3 separate regions of the Mus musculus genome follow, and all the other regions are linked to region 3. The links are chromatin loops, found by intact Hi-C in ENCODE. Cell type or tissue: heart. All regions are shown on one strand. Each heading gives the region's core, and the rest is flanking DNA. Links, peaks and the distances in the headings are about the cores only.

What was found. A loop is a pair of places that touch in the nucleus more often than their neighbours do. Peaks named below come from ENCODE experiments on the same cell type or tissue, not always from the same donor. Only the 100,000 strongest peaks of a DNase experiment are listed, where the experiment ranks them.
Region 1: it touches region 3 in a loop (7-fold over the local background); 21 of 42 quality-filtered maps call a loop at or near these places.
Region 2: a loop joins it to region 3, with 7 times the contacts of the local background. A loop is called at or near these places in 17 of 42 quality-filtered maps.

Annotation. Positions count from the first base shown.
Region 1 is chr3:9,394,199-9,399,962 of GRCm38, reverse strand. No RefSeq gene overlaps it. Among named protein-coding and RNA genes, the nearest start is that of C030034L19Rik, 5.9 kb to the left of the region's middle. In heart, for the core only: no CTCF peak of the experiment used is centred there; no DNase peak of the experiment used is centred there; H3K27ac peaks cover 680 bases.
Region 2 is chr3:9,701,948-9,707,711 of GRCm38, reverse strand. Pag1 (phosphoprotein associated with glycosphingolipid microdomains 1) reads left to right here. Exons shown (of 9, transcript NM_001195031.1): 4 at 1,423-1,629; 5 at 2,957-3,008; 6 at 5,658-5,754. The coding sequence starts at 1,499. Among named protein-coding and RNA genes, the nearest start is that of Gm33169, 42 kb to the right of the region's middle. In heart, for the core only: no CTCF peak of the experiment used is centred there; a DNase peak (open chromatin) is centred at 2,561; H3K27ac peaks cover 177 bases.
Region 3 is chr3:9,463,346-9,469,109 of GRCm38, reverse strand. All of the region lies in intron 4 of Zfp704 (zinc finger protein 704), which reads left to right. Among named protein-coding and RNA genes, the nearest start is that of C030034L19Rik, 63 kb to the right of the region's middle. In heart, for the core only: a CTCF peak has its summit at 2,596; no DNase peak of the experiment used is centred there.

The sequences.
Region 1 (5,764 bases), core at 1,070-3,569, 69 kb after region 3:
CTCACTGGCATCTACATATGAAGCCTGTGTATACACATAAAACAAAAATACCAGCCGGGGGTGGGGGGGTGGGGGGCACCTTTTATCCCAGCACCCTGGAGGCAGAGGCAGGCAGAGCTCTGAGTTTGAGGCCAGCCTGGCCTACAGAGCAAGTGTCCAGACAGTCAGGGGAACACAGAAAAACCCTATCTTGGGGGGCCAGGGGTGGGGTTGGAGTTGTCAGACTAAGGCTGAAAGATTAAGTCTTGTGTTTTGGAAGTAAATAAACCTACATATAAGTTTTCAGATCAAAGATTCAGCATCCAGTGCTTTCTGGTTACTTTTTACATAAAACTGTGACATTTTACTCTTCCTTTAATATTTTAAATAACTGTCTCACTGGAACTTGTACATGAAGCACTTTCAAGGCAAACAAGTTAACTTCACAAACATTACCATATATTTTTTTCAAATTTCATAGAAGTTACTCCTGCAAGTATTTGGACAGGCACATTCAATTTAAAATCATTTCCCTGGCCCATGAGATGGATTGTCAGATAAAGGAGCCCGGTGGCCTGAGTCTGATGCCCAGGGCTTGCGTGGTGGATGGAGGGAAGCACTGTTGTCCTCTGACCTTCACATGTGCACACGCCCTGCCCCACCCCACCTCACACAAAATAAATGCTTTTTAAAAAGCTTAAATAATTTCCTACTTAACTGCTTTGAAACAGCTTACAACATAAGGGCATCTTAGCAGGACAGAAGCCTGAGGCCTGGATTCCAGAGCTTGGCTCTAGACAGTTCCCAACCTTGGGCCAAGATCTCTTTGGGGTCACAAATCAGACATCCTGTATATCCTATATTTACATCATGATTTGTCACTATCAGAACTAGAGTTGTGAAATAGCATCCAAAAGACTTTATGGTTGGGGTCACACCCTGAGGAGCTGAATTGGAGGGTCACAGCAAGGGAGGCTGCGAGTCTAGACATACAGGCCGCTGCTTTGAGACTCACTTGGGCCGCTTTGCCTGTCTACCTAGAAGTCATTCATCACTTGGTGTGATGTAACTGGTGAGCCCCCAAGTTTTCCAAGCTTTAAAATATGCTTTCCGGCCAGCTCAGTTTGGGGTTACAGGAGACTTGGTTTTTCTCCCTAGGAAGAGCAGGATGTTCTACCCAGAGCTTCATGGGGTGAATCTGAACCCCATCTTCCTTATGTCCTGTGAATGGGGACCTTGAATACACAGGAAGGCCCAGGCACCTCTGTCTTTAGCTCCACTTCCCATTCAGAGCCTCACAGCATTGCCCCGGTGCTCATTCAAAGACAGGGAGGAGAAAAGGACGTCCTTAGCAGGCTCTGCTCTCCTGTCCAGGACACAATGCCCCTGGGGGACTGCCTCTGTGTGCCCCTGGGGGACTGCCTCTGTGCACTGACAGAGGTGGGTGAGGAAATGGATCTTTCCTTCCAGAGCAGGCCACACCCTCCCCAGGCATGCCCTCCTGGTCCCTGGGGACGCTTCTTCCCCCTTGCAGGGTACAGTCATGATGACTAAGTGACAGACATGGTAATACAACTAAGCTCAGCCAGCTTCCCAAGGTGACATTGACAAGCTTGTGACTAGCTCTGTCTCATGCTCCGCGCACTGGTCTATACCTCCTGCCTTCCACGGTTACAATGACCAAAGCATAAGTGTGTCCCCAAGAAGACTTTTGCTGGTTTTGTCTGAATGGAGGTCTAGTAGTCCATGCTAGCCTGGAACTCACTGTAGGAGGAACTGTGACTCAGGAATGGGATCACAGGCCAGAGTCACCAAGCAGGCTCTCTAAACTCACCTTGTGGAAGAGGCATGATTTTAACACCCAGGAGGGAGGGAGGAACAGTTCGGAGGAGAGAATTAAAACCTTGAGAAAGGTTCCTCCAAGCGTTGCTCCCAGGCTGCCCTGCCCACCCTTTCTTGGCCACCAGGCACCCTTCGATGTCACTCTGCTCTGTGTCAGCTAAGTGCCTGGCAATTAGTCCCTTGGTCTTCACTGAGGTGACCTCCCTGGCTGTCCCGAAAGCCCCCTCTCGGCCACACTTCCTTAAGCACAGCCAACACTATTCCTGTTTGCTCTTTGTGAGTGGAGAAATACTTTCTTTGAACAGGTCTTTAAAAAAAAATTTTTTTAATGACCACCTGTGATTACCTTTCAAAAAATGTAACAGAGAAAGCATCGTCTTGTGCAAGTTTAGCCGAAGCCAGTGGGAAAGAAAGAGAGAAAGGAAAGAGAAAAGAAGAAAGAGGAAGAAGGAAGAAAGCTATCTCTTGTTAAGTCATGTAAAAGGAAACCAGAATTTCCCACATGATTTGTGAACTGACTGCATAAAACACAGAACCTGCTACTCTGTAACTGTGCACATGAGGGGACTTTTGTCCAAAATTCGCTAAGGGTTTCAAGTGATGACAGAGACCAAATACCCAAGTCTGGCCTCCATCAGAATACAGGGTCATGTGAGCATTTGACACTAGTCCACACCACGACTGTTGTCACACAGAATGGCAATGATAAGCCAAAGCCAGGTGGTAGCACATGTCTATAAACCAGCATTCGAGGCTGAGGCAGGTTTGGGAGTCCAAGGTCAGGCTTGGCCGCATATCAGGAGCCTGCCTCAAAAACAGAACAGCCACCAGGACTTGGTGGCACATACCTTTAATCTAGCACTCGGGGGAGGAGGGGTTGGGAGAGGAGGGTGTGCAGAGACACTCAGATCTCTGAGTTCAGGGCCAGCCTGGTCTACAGATTGGGTGCTAGAACAGGCAATGCTACACAGGGAGATCCTGTCTAGAAAAAGAAAATGAGAGGGGGAGTGGGAAGGGAGGGGAGGAAAGATGGGGGAGGAAAGAATACTGCGATTCGGCTTTGTACGTCACACATCTTCCAGTCCTTGTATACTGATACTCTAGAGATCGTGTGATGAGCTCACTGAGCAGCTTAGTCGTAGAGCATGTGCACAATATGGGTGAGAGGCAGTGTCAACCTCAGCACCAAAACTAAATCACTACTAAAAATCACCTAGGTACACTATCTACCTATGAAACAAGTGTGAAGGGGCTTGCGCGCAGGCAGGTGTACATCCAAGCAAGTGCTCTGCCACCAAGCAGGACCTGCATCCTGACAACGGCTGCTTTCCTCCTCCCTCCAGATGCACTCCCTCTCTGTCTGTCATGAGAAAAGCGCAGGTTGTTATCTCTAGAAAACAACCAAACCTGACAAAATAGAATACAGTAAGACGAAGGAAAAGCTGTCAGTAGTACAACTTGGAATTGGAGATACCGATGCCTTTGACAGCTCTCTCACAGTACAGGAGTGTTTCAGCTACCCTGAAGTTTTGCTTTGTTCTGTTTTTCCATGTGAAGTTGAGAAGCCTTCAAGGCTTGCAAAGAATTGTGTTGAACTTTTTATAGTGATTACATTAAATTGTAGATTGCTTTTGGTGGGATGGCTAATTGTACTATATGAATCCTACTGAGCATGGGAGATCTTTTCATCTTCTGATTGTTATGAAATCTAATATAGCGGTGGGCAGGGGTACCTGGTTGGTCCATGTCAAGGTATCCCCCTAAGAAATCACGCCATGTGACAGACCTGGTATATGGAGGTTTATTTGGGAGAAAGGAAGAGAAGAGGCAGACAGAAACAGATCCATGAGGGCAGAGAAGGGGACAGAGGACAGAAAGGACAGAGAGAGATGGCAGCCAGGAACACATGGCCACAGAGAGAAAGAGAGAGCTGGGGTAGCAAGCAAGACTCCTTATACACTGCCGCACCTGGCTCTCACCCGGTGGTGCCAGACAATGGCACAGATGATGTAAGTGGTTGCTAGATTCCTGGGGGAGTCTGGCAGAATCGTTTGTAAGCCAACACTGATATCTACTTCAATTTATTTCTTCAAACACTTGAAGTTTTTCTCATGCAGATCTTTCACTTGCTTGGTTAGAGACAGCCCAGATATTTTATATTCTTTGGGGCTATTGTGGAAGGTCTTGTTTTCCTGATTTATTTCCCAGTTTGTCATTTGTGTATTGGAGGGCGACAGATTCTCGTGAGTTAAGTCTTGCACCCTGCCCCTTCACCTGAAGCTGTTTATCAGCTGTAGGAGTTTCCAGTAGAATTTTTATCATTATTTATGTATACTATCATATCATCAGCAAATAATGGTATTTTGACTTTTTCTGTCTGCTTTGAATCCCTTTGATCTCCTTTGGTTTTCTTATTGCTCTAGCTACAAGTTCAACTAATATATTGAATAGATATGGAGAAAGTGGACAATCTTGTCTTGTTTCTAAATTTAGTGGAATTTCTTTGAGTTTCTCTCCATTCAATTTGATATTGGCTTTAGGTTTGCTGCATATTACTGTATTTGTTAGGGTTTTACTGCTGTGAACAGGCACTATGACCAAGACAAGTCTTAAAAGGACAACATTTAATTGGGTTGGCTTACAGGTTCAGAAGTTCAATCTGTCATCATGAAGGTGGGAGCAGGGCAGCATCTAGGCAGACATGATGCAGGCAGAGCTGAGAGTTCTACATCTTCATCTGAAGGCTGCTAGAAGAGTGACTTCCACACAGCTAGGGCAAGGGTCTTAAACCCATGCCTACAGTGACACACCTACTCCTACAAGGCCACACCACCTTCCCTGGGCAAAGCATAAACAAACCATCACAATTACCTTTACTATGTTTAGGTATGTACCTTATATCTCTAATCTCTCCAAGACTCTTTTGTTGTTTTGTTTGTTTGTGTCTGCACAAAAGGATGTTGGATTTTTGTCAAAGCCTTTCCTGGATCTAATGAGATGATCACATGGATATTTTTCTTTTGGTTTGTTTATAAGATGGATCACATTTATTAATTTTAGCACATTGAATCAGCCCTGTATCTCTGGGATGAAGCCTACTTGATCATGGCAGATCATCTTTTTGACGTGTTCTTGGATTCAGTTTGCAAATATTTGAGTATTTTTGCATAAATATTCATAAGAAAGTTGATTTAGAGTTCTCTTTCTGTGTCAGGCCTTTATGTGGTTTGGTATCAGGGTAACTGTGGCCTCATAACATGAACTGGACAATGTCCCTTCTTTCTATACCAAGCTGAGCATTGGCACTAACTCTTCTTTGAGAGTCTGGTAGAATTCTGGACTAAAACCAGACTTTGGCTTTTTTGAGTTGGGAGACTTTCAATAACTGTTTCTATTTTATTAGAAATAGAAGTGGTTCCAACCTTCCTAATGCTGTGGCCTTGTGGCCCTTTAATACAGTTCCACATGTAGTGGTGACCCCCAACATTATTTTCATGTTACTACTTTATAACTGTAAATTTTGCTACTGTTATGAATTGTACGGTAAATATCTGTGTTTTATGATGGTCTTAGATGACCCATGTGAAAGGGGTCATGACCCACATTTGAGAACCACTGCTTTAGGGGTTACTGTTCTACTTAAATTGCTTATATGATCTGAGCTTCAATTTGGTAGTTGTTATCTGTCAAGAAAATTATCCATTTCATTTAGGTTTCAAAATTTTGGGGAGTCCAGGTTTTTAAAGGTGTGTCCTTACGACGCTTTGGATTTCCTTGGTGTCTGTTGTTATGTCCCCTTTTCATTTCCAGTTTATAAAATTTGGATTTCTCTCTCTGCCTTTTATTTTGTTTGGATAAAGGTTTATCTATCTTACTGATTTTCTCAAACAATCAACTTTCTGTTTTATTGATTCTTTATATTCTTCTAATTGTTTCTATTTAT
Region 2 (5,764 bases), core at 1,070-3,569, 240 kb before region 3:
CTTCCTTTTCTGCTTGCTTGAGCATAAACTTCAGGCTGTTCCTCTTAATTAGAATGTTCTGGAGCTAACCAAATGGGTGTAGTTTAAATAAGGCCTCTCTTACCACAGCTAATGTTAGCCTGGTATGCTCCTCTATTCTCCGTATGTCTCTAATATGGAAATATTTGACAGTGTTTACAAATTACAAAATAACAAATAAGGAGCACTAGCCTGAGCACTGTCAGCAGCATGATGGCGGGAACAGAGGGATGGTCCACGTGGAGGAGAACATGGCTGCGTGGAGACCGGGTCCAAGTGGAGGTGGTCAGTGCTTCCCCTGGAGCGGGGAGCAGTAACTGCGAGAGCAGTCAGTGGCGGCTGGGAACTAAGTGCGGGTCTTATGCCTGCTCTGTGGTTCCTTACACATTGGTCTTGCCCTCTGCTAAGGTCGTGTCCTCAGCACAAGCCTTTCCTCTGAAGGTGAATTTGCTGGGTACCCAATATCAGCTCAGTGAAAGCTCCTCCTTGAAAGTGAAGCCACACTCTAAGTGGGCAGCAGTCTGTGGGCGTGTAGACAGACAGACAGATAGACACTGGTTAATCTCTAGCTCTAAGGAAAAGGGCTTGAGGAGCTACGGGGATAAACAGAGGCACGGGAAGGAAATTGCTATTTTGCAAAATATGTGTCTAGGAAACCAGTGAGATGGCTGAGATGTAAAGATGCTCACCACCACGCCTGACAGCCTCCACAGTTGTCCCATGGGGCACATACATATGTATGCGCGCGCACACACAAACGCCTATATAAATAAAAATGAATTTAAAATTGAAAGTTAGGAATTACGTACGCACATACACATGTGTAGCAAACATTTCATACTGCCTTGGCTAAGGCGTATTAACGCAAACAAGCATATTTTGCTTGCTTTGGGGTGCTGGAAGTCTTTATTGACTCCTCATACTAAGATGATAAACTACCCACTGCTTTGGATGCTCTGCTACACACTGGTGCATCCCCAGTCAAATCCCATGTGAGGAAATCAAACATCACAGCACAGACTTGAAGAGAGCCAGCCAGGTTCCAGGCACGCCTACCTTCTGTGAACATCGCCCTGGCGGCTGTGAGGCCTTGCTCCTGACAGGGAGGCTCTGTGTTTCTTATGTGAAGTGCTGCTAGAGACCTTTCAGATTCTGAAATAGAGGTAGCTAACCTGGAGAGAAGACACAGGTGTGAGCGTGGCATTCCTGTGGCTGTCGGAGTCTCCTCGTACACAACCGTAATTTTACATGGTTTCAGCACACATGCATTTCAAGCTTCTGACAGCACCACAGCAGCACTCAGCAATCAGGTCAGGGTTCTTTCTGGTTTGGGATCTTGATATCGGGACTGCTCAGCCTTTCCCGGGAAGGGATTCTGAACGTGTAGTGTCGTTCTCTCTGCAGGAGGATGAAGCCTTCTAGACCCATGTGATCTCCTATGAAGAACTGACCCCACCTGCTGGTCACCCCAGCTCCCACCATGGGCCCTGCAGGAAGCGTACTGAGCAGTGGGCAGATGCAGATGCAGATGGTCCTGTGGGGAAGTCTGGCTGCCGTGGCCATGTTCTTCCTCATCACCTTCCTCGTCCTCCTGTGTTCCACTTGCGACAGGTTAGAACAAACATGCATGTTCTAGAGCCTAAACCTGCTGTTTTCCCTGTGTCCCACGGAGCCTCTTTATTAAGAGCCTCCCTGGCCCACATTCATGGGTTGGTCACAAAGGGCATTCTTCATTCGTCAATTGAAAATGCTTATTGATCTTCCTGGAGGGCAAAGCAAAGAGCCCTTCCTATCTAAATGTCTGGAATGAATTCTGCAATTCTTTGAGCACAGTCTTTGTGTGCTGTCTTTGGCCATGGGCATACTGAAATCTAAGTGTGAGGTACTACATCCTGTTGCCACAGTGGGAAGTCACTGAGGGTGCTCACTATTGCGTGGCCTGGAGAGCTCACATATTAGTAAAACTGTGTGTGATAAACTGCCCTTTAGGAAGACATAGGCTTGTATTTCCTACAAGAGAGGCTCACTGAAAATGGAAGCCTTTTTTCTCTTTTTTTCAGCATTATACTTGTCTCCCTTGGCTCAGGGAGAAGTGAAGTTCTTTGTAACCAAGACGGATGCCCAGAACTGTCAGAGATGATGCAGGGTGCAGCCTTCTGGTCTAGCTGGGAGCCAGTGGGAACCAGCTTAGCCAGCTCCATACTCAACTCTCTCGATTTGGATCCCATTCTAAAATCTGTCAAAAAGAGAAACCCATGCCCTCTGGCCTCTGCAGCCTCTCCTAGTCCCTGCCAAGCAAGGACTCAGGTCTTGAAGGACAGGACAAGCCTAGAGACACTAGACTTGGCTCCCCAAAACTTCAAGAATCTGCTACTGTAATGACTCACTCTCCCGCTAGGTGTCACCCTCTTCTCGCCACAGATAGAAATGTGGTCTTTACAACCAATGGCTTTCTTTAGCCTGTTCTGTGTAAAACACATTCTGTTTTTACTAGGCAGACTTTTCCGTAGACTGGAAGTACCTATGACTCATCCTGAGAGAATGTCACCTCCCTGATGTGCCAAAGTAGTATCTCCCATATTTTCTCTCATCCCTTACGGCACGTGACTTCACAGACTCTTAAGGGAGAAGATGAGGTCATTGTTAGGATTTGCTAAAGAATAAAGGCAGTGTCTGTCATCTGAGTGTTCCAGGCACAGACAGATCCTGCTTGCAGCCCGCTGTCTCCCGTAGTGAACTTGACCCTCTGGGAAGGGGTGTGCCAGAAGCGGGCTCAGCCTTTGCTGTAGGTCAGGACTTTTTCTGATCTAGTTTTATTAACCTGGTTAATAAAACCAGAGAGGCGGAGCTGATAAATGTTAGGCTAGGGAAGTATGGTGTCCACTTCACTTTAAGGGACACATTTGACATCAGAATGGTATTTTCTTCTCCCTTTCAGAGAGAAGAAGCCACGGCAGCATAGCGGGGACCATGAGAACCTGATGAATGTGGTAAGCCTCGGTGTGGCTGTCTGTCTGTCCGAGTACACCTCTCCAGGCATGGCGCTACTGGCTTTCGACACAACTGAAGCTGGCATGGGGACGTAAATGGATATTAGCTGTGGCTTTCTGTATACTGTATGTACGGCTGGGAGCCTGGCTTGACCAGTGTTCAGGGTAGCTTCTGCAGAGATGTCTTCATGCCCCTCCTGGTCTGGGAGGGCTGTCACAAGGAACAACTAGACAATTCATCTAAGATTTCTTGTCTCTCTGCTCTGGAGAGCAGAGTCCAGCATTCAGTGTTGTCACACGAGCCCCTTCCAGAGCTAGATCTGTTCCCAAACTCAGCTCCTTAGTGCACACCCACCTAGTCCTTGCTGTCACCTTCCCTCTCTGAATGTATGTCTTGAAGCCAAGATAGCAACTGTACCTCTCTGACTTCAGTCCTAACTAGTGCCATCTGAAATAGCCCTGCTTTCAGATGAGGTTAGGCTGTGGCACTAGGGACTGAGATTTTGGCATGCATTTGGGTGGCGCTGCAGCCATTCATCGGGGCCTGGAGCCCACAGCATAGCTTGGCCTTGGTGCGTTATCGGATCGTCAGCATTTGATGGGATCCTGAGAGACCCAGCAGTCTCAAGGAGAGAGCTGTCCACCTGGGTGGTGACCTTTTGTTGTGCCCTTAAGTGGCAGCAGCCTCAGCAGCTGTGTCTGCAGGGCTGGGTTGAGCTCCCGCTGGGCCCCAGGGCAGGTCTAGGAGAGAGGGCGCTTCCTGCTCCCAGCCAGGAAGCACATATGCATTTAAACTCTGGGGGGCCTGGGCTGTTTGCACCCAGCAAGCATGTTCAGAGCACATGCGTGAGGTACCAGGCTGCCTGAACCCCCACTTCCCAGTGTGCCTGTAGCCCAAGCAGACAGGAAGCTCCTCCTGGACCCCAGCCAGGGCTCTCTTCCTTTGTCTGAGACCACCCATCACAGCCACCCCGGACCTCAGCATCTCTCCTGCCCTGACTGATGTTCTCCTGCTATTTTCACCTCTTATCTTGTCTCACTCCTTGTTCCCAGTGTCTCTATGCTCCCCAGTGCTTGCACAGGGTAGGGGAGGAATGGGGGGTGGACAGATAGGCCCTGTCTTTCTTCAGAGCCCACCTTCCTCAGTCAGGTGGACAGGAGGTTGTGGCTGAACTCAACTCGAGCCTCACTTCCTCCTAGTGCTCTCAGGAATGGCGAGACCTGGCAGCTCAACCTGAGTACTGTATGAAGCCAGTGTTCAGGGGTGGGACCAAGCTTTGCCGGTCACTCTGATATGGGCATCCACATGAACGCCGGTCATTCTCGATCTTTCATCCCCGTTATTCTGCCTGAGGACAGCAGCCTTTGCGGGCAGGGAGAGTGCCGCCTCTTCATTCTCTTCCCCACATAGGATCTCCTCCACACACCTCCAGGACAGACTGTATCCACAGGATGCCTGCTGACAGTGCCAGTGAGGCCTGCACACAGCTGCCCACTGAGCTCCTGACTTCCCTAGACCACTCCCAGTTTGCTGACTTGTTTCTCATGGGGGCTAAGATGGGAAAGAGCAGTTCAGACAGAGATTATAGAAGCTTGGCAGTGGCGTGCTATGCAGGAAGCCTTCCCTTGGTCCCCCTCTCTGTCCCCTAAGGACACTGTTTCTCCAATATGAGCATCTCAGGGTCCTGGCAAAGCACAAACACTTCAAGTCACTTTATAGCAGCAGATGCGAGCAGTATTGGCCCAAAGAGCAGACTTCCCGGACACTGGCGCACTGCTGCACTTCAAGGGCTACTTATTATCTGTTATTATTTGATTTCCCATCAGAGTCAGTAAGATTGTGAAGCCAGCGACCCAAGACTCCTGTACAGGTTGCATCAGAATTTCCCTGTGATATCCTGAGACCTGGGCTGTGTCTTGGGCAGCAGAAGCCATTAACATGAAGAGGGTAGGGTCCGACATGTTAGACAGAACACATCCAGAAGCAGCTGCTGTCTTCTGCCCTGTGAGGACTCTGCCTGCCATGTTGTTCCAGGCAGTCCACACAGCACCATCAGCCCAGAGGAACAAAATCAGTTCTCCCAAGTGTCTGTGCATCTCTGAAAGTAGGAAAGGTTTGCAAAGCAATTATTCAGTAGATGATCGTTTCAATAAAGCTCGGAAATAGGCTCGGGAATGTATAGCATTAAATGCTGTGTTGACCATGTTTAAATCTCTTCCTGTCGGGACACTTTGCTGTTTGTTTGTCACCACCTGTGTTTTAGGGATGGCATTGATCCCTGCTGGGCTCTGTTCTGACCCACACAATAATCTGTGGTCTCCATTCCCCTTGAGCTAGGAAAACACAGTGTACCCGTAGCCCATCTGTAACCACCTGGTGAGATGCGCTGCCTGCAGTCCTGGGAGACCCCCAGTGCCTGAGAGACCAGAACCATACTTAGGAAATAAGTTCAGCCATTCTCCATTGGAGAAAGTGGTCCCCACTCTCAACACTTGAGTTTATCTAGTTATCCATGGTGTTCAGTCTAACCGTTCTTGTTTTACCTAACTTTGTCAATGGACTCTGGCATTTCTTTGGCTGCTTTGATTTTTGGAGTATCCGCTGGTGCCCAGCAGATTCTTAATAGAAGATGTGTTTGGATTTTTCAGCCTTCCGACAAGGACATGTTCAGCCATTCGGCAACCAGCCTGACAACAGATGCACTGGCTAGCAGCGAACAGAACGGGGTGCTCACCAATGGCGACAGTAAGTTCTG
Region 3 (5,764 bases), core at 1,352-3,851:
TCTTCTAGACTCAGCCTTCCCCACAGTGATAAAGGAACTGATGGCGCCATGTTGTGCGGCCTTGGCCATTTGTATCTAAACTTACTTTGAGTAGTTTAAAAAGAAAATAGGACAGCTGCTCTTCACCCTGCTGTTTACTTAGTGAACTAATATTTATTGAGCACCATAGGCAAAACACTGAACAGCCTGGAAGCAGGGCACAAGAGCTGGTCCATTCATTCACTGAGAGCTGGGTGGGCACAGGTTGGTGTGTGAAGGGGCTGGAGTAGCTTCAAACGCTGTCTTCAGATGTTGCAGGATGCAAGCTCTGCCATTACAGTTACTGTACATTTCAAACCGTATCTCAAACGGTCTCTACAGAACTCATTGTAGGACTTGCAATGCCAACTTCTGTCTCAGTCTCTCAGACCCTTCCTATCTGGGCTGAATGGCTCCCACCAAAGAGTATAAAAATATACAGCAGCATTTGCACATTCACCCAGGGAGCTTCAAGAAATGTACCTCTCGGACATCAAAGAAATCTCAGAATTTGCCATAAGAAGTGGGAACTCCAGCTGTACACACTGACAACCAGGGTAGCCACACCACCCAGGAGAAGAGAAACAGGAATGTTCCGTGGCATGTCTGCGTCGGAGGATGCACTTTAGTGACCTTCGTGCATTAGGTCGGCAATCGTGAGGGATGAGAACTGACTACCAAGGGAAAAGATATAAACCTAAGAAATAACTAATTTGTCTGGGCAGACAGTCTGTTTTTGTTGATGGAGCTTCCTAATTTCTTACCTGTTCTTTTAGATCCTTACTGTCCATTTGAAATCAACAGTCATTTGCAGGGGAGGTTGTTATCTAGTGGAGGTTGTTTGAGAACCTTCTACTTCCAGATTGACTGGGAGGCTGTGAGTCACTGTAATGAGAGGTGAGCGGGAGTGAGGATCCGCTGAAGGTGTGGGGTCAGCACTGCCCTCTGTTGGGGTTTTTATCTCAACAGTGTGCTGACACGTGAGTGGGTCCTGTACTGTGGCCTGTCACTCAGAACGTTTGGAAGCACCTAGACCATGTCAAATGATCCCCAGTCCATCCCCTCAGCCACTGCTCTGGGACCCTAAGAAAGCCAGCTTGACCCTCGAGATGGCACCTTTTTGTAAACCTGGTAATGCACCCTCACACCTTGAGGGACAGTTGTGAAGTTATTAAATGTGATTCCACGTACGAGAGCATGCACTCTTTTAACAGACATCCATTCCCTAGACTGTAAACACAGCGAGAGAAGTGTTCACTGCACGTAGGTATGGGTCATGATTGCGGACACCCTCCGCTCTGTCTGACCTGCTAACACTCGAATAAGGAAGTTCAAAGTGTGAAGTGCTATGCACAGACACGTATTATCTGATGAGCACTGCATTTACACGTTTTGTCACAGTTTATCAGATGTGTATACATGCAGCTTTTCATTTCATTGGACCCACAGTTTTCGGTAGAGCCTGATTCCCACTTTGCAGAAGCAAGTGATTAAATTTGTACGGCTTGCCCAAGGTTGTTTATATTGTGACAGAAAAACAGTGAGCTGAGCATAAATAATAGAGGCTGCTTGTGAGCAAGATGAGTAAAAGAATCCACAGAGGAGAATGGCAGCCTAGTCTATGGGCCGGTGGGAGCTGAGGCACAAGAGGGACACTACTCCTTCCTCAGCCACAGCGGTGAAATGTGAGAGAGGCACCAAGCTGTCCTGGCTCTGCACGTCACTTGGCCAGCTTTGGGAGGGCAGAATCTAGCAGACTTTTTTCCTCTGGTTTCTTTCTTTCTTTTTCTTTATTAGATATTTTCTTTATATACATTTCAAATGCTATTCCGAAAGTTCCCTACCCCTACCCCTGCCCTGCTCCCCTACCCACCCACTCCCACTTCTTGGCCCTGTCGTTCCCCTGTACTGGGGCATATAAAGTTTGCAAGACCAAGGGGCCTCTCTTTCCAGTGATGGCCGACTAGGCCATTTTCTGATACATATGCAGCTAGAGTCAAGAGCTCCGGGGGTTACTGGTTAGTTCATATTGTTGTTCCACCTATAGGGTTGCAGACCCCTTCAGCTCCTTGGGTGCTTTCTCTAGCTTCTCCATTGGGGGCCCTGTGTTCCATATTATAGATGACTGTGAGCATCCACTTCTATATTTGCCAGGTACTGGCATACGAGACAGCTATATCAGGGTCCCTTCCTCAAAATCTTTCTGGCATATGCAATAGTGTGTGGGGTTTGGTGGCTGATTATGGGATAGATCCCCGGATGGGGTAGTCTCTGGATAGTCCATCCTTTTGTCTTAGCTCCAAACTTTAGTGAGGTAACCCAATCACAAAGGAAGTCATTAGATATGCACTCACTGATAAGTGGATATTAGCCCAGAAACATAGAACACCCAAGATACAATTTGCAAAACACAAGAAAATCAAGAAGAGGGAAGACCAATAGGTGGATACTTCATTCCTCCTTAGAATAGGGAACAAAATACCCATGAAAGGAGTTTCCTCTGGTTTCAAATAGATTGTTTCCGAACTACTATGGAATGTGACTGGGACTCTGAGAAGATGCAGTTCCTGTCATGACCACGAGGTGATGCAATGACCCAAAGTATGGGCACTATGGTACTCTCCAGAGAAAACCAATTCTGTAGAAGGGTAAAAGTTAACTACCAATTCCACAAGACCTTCTGGAAAGTCAGATTCCTGGTTCTGTCATATCTAGGTGTGATGTTCTGTGTATTCTGAAGTTGGGGTGTGTCACTGCTGTGCTGTGTGTGCTGTGCTGTGTGTGCTTTCGCCCTTGGATGCTGAGTGGGTTGGGAGCTTAGGAACCCTAGGCATAGAGACAAGATGCCATGGGCCTGATCCTGTATTGATAGATCAGTGCTGAATGGCTCACGGTGACTGTGAACCCCTCAGTCACCCAGTGCACTTTTGGGGTTAATGTGAGAAAACTCGCTGCAATGTTGTGAGTTTGGGTAGCTCTGGCAGAAATTGGGAATACACAGGAAACCTGACTCAGGAGTCTGTCTACTGGACCAGCAACAGTACCCCAGAGGCGCTTATAAACCTGGTTTTCATCACTTTCCCTTGGTTCGTAGGTGTGGTGACCATGGACAGTTTTACTGGGGGTTGGTTGGAGGGGAGCTTGAATCAAAACAGGAAGCTGTAAGCTAACACAGGAGTTTCGGTAGCTGTGTGGTCTTCAACCACGAGTTAAGCATTTGCTGCACTCTGCATTTTTTATCTTTGGGCTTATACTTATCCCCCAAAACACACAGATCTACAAAACTCATAAGTATGATGTGTTGTTTTAAACAAAATCCCAATTGTTCAATTTTACCAATGAAAACTTGGGAGCCAGATGCTGCAGATGCTGGAGTTAAAGCCTGCTAGCTCAGACAGGCAGAGAAAGCACCAACTGACCTTCCTCCTTAGTGGACCTCCCAAAACCGAATGTCCCTCCCTTCTACTTCCTGTGCATCTGCCTATCAGGTCCTCCTGACTCCCTCTTACTATGTCTTTTTGTTAATAATCACATATTCGCTCCCTGTCAAATGCCTCTTGACCTATGGTTGATTTTACTTAAATCTTGTTTACAGTATTCAAGCAAAAAGTTCCTGGATTAAAAGTGTGTGTTAGGGCTGAGCTACACCACAACTGGAAATAAGTTTTTCCAATAAATAACACAATCTCGGGGTCCACAGTGTGGTTACATATCCTGCAACAGTGGTGCCCACCTGCATCGTGAACTCTACAGCGTTCATTCCGAATCTGCTTCTCAGGAGCAGGAAGGTCTCCCAAGGGAGTGCTGTGCAGAAGCGGTCCCAATGAGGATAGTGCGTGAGCACACCAACCCCAAAGGTACACTGGGTGATGGAGAGGCTCACCACCCTGAGCCACTCGGCACTGACGGATCAATACGTATCAGGATGGAGGCAAGTGTTCTCTTGTTTCCATACCTAGGGTTCCCTAGCCCCCCACCTGCCCAGCATCCAAGGCACAGCACAGCACAGCAAGCATTAGCAGCATTCATGGCTCTTCCATCTTTTCATCCGTGTGTGTTTCTCTGGAATGACACATCATCAGGAAGAGCAGCAAGCAGTTAACCAGGAGAGGAAGAGCACAGATCAGAGCCCTGGGCTCCCAGAGTCCAGGGTGGGCCAGCCATGTGGTCCCTAGGTTGAGGGTGCTGGAGCACCGAGGAACTCAGACAGCATCTACAGTCGTCCTAACCATCCAATCTCACCTAGGAGTCAACAGGACAAAATGCACTTCTAGAATCCATGGATTAAGAAAATAATTGACTAGGGATTCTTATTAACTCAGGAACCCTCAGGCCACACGTTTACCTCTATAGTAAATTCCTATCACTGCAGTGCCGGCCATGGTGGGACTGGCTGAGGGGAAGTGGAAGGATGCAGGGTTCGTACAAGGTCCTAAGTTCTGGCAACAGGAATGAATGCTCACTCGCATTGCCAGTAGAAATGCAAAATGTGGTATAACTACTTTGAAAACTAGTTTGGCAATTTCCTACAAGTTAAATATGTGCTAAGCATACGACCCAGGAACTCTACTGTTGCATCTGTATTTACCTAAGAGAAAAGAAAATGCGTGTCCACAAAAAGACTCCTAGACAAAGGTTCATTGCCGCTTTATTTATTATCACCCCAACCGGAAGCAACGCAGATGTCTGCCAGCGGGCATGTGAAAAAGGAGACTGGTGTATTCATAGTAGAATACCACACTACCAAAAAAGAGAAAAGCTACCAATGCACAGAGCAACGGGCCACTGTCAGAATGTCAGCGTGTGGTGGGGATTCAGCCACAGGAGACTGCATTGTGTGTATGCTGTGCACAGGGACGTCTTGATTGTTCGTCGTTTTTAAGACAGCCTTACTTCAAGACCAAGCTAGCCTCGAGCTCACTGTGGAGCCGAGGATGGCCTTGACTGACTTTGTCTACCTCCCAAGTGTGCCTATGTGTTTATACAATGCTGGAGATGGAGCCCACGGCCCCTTGGTACCTGCTAGCAAGCATTACCAGCTGAGCCACACCCTTTGAATTTACTCAGCACTGCTCGGGACCAAGCTGTACACATGGGTGGCTTTACCTAATCTGTGCTTGGCATATTTGAATTCATTCACTTTGTGTTTACATCACTAGTACTAATCTCATTTAATCTGTTTGTTTTACAAATAAAGGGGCAAGAGAACCCCATAAGCGTAAGATCACATTTATAAAGCTGGAGCTCCATACAGTAGCTATTTCTTTAGCTTTTGTCCCTTGATAAGGATCTTAGTGAACCTGCTTACCAGAGACACCAAGACAGGCTGAAAGGGATACATGGTGAGGGGCACTTGACTTTGCACAGGAACCTGATCCACAGTTCAGCAATTTGGACATCAAGTATCTCCCCTCCACTGCAGTATAAACACACACACACACACACACACACACACACACACACACACACACACACACACACACGAGGTGATTGTATCCACTGCAGTATAAACACATACACACACACATGAGGTGATTGTATCCACTGCAGTATAAACACACACACACATGAGGTGACTGTATCCACTGCAGTATAAACACACACACACACACACACACACACGAGGTGATTGTATCCACTGCAGTATAAACACACACACACACATACACACACACATGAGGTGATTGTATCCACTGCAGTATAAACACACACACACACACACACACACACACACACGCGCGAGGTG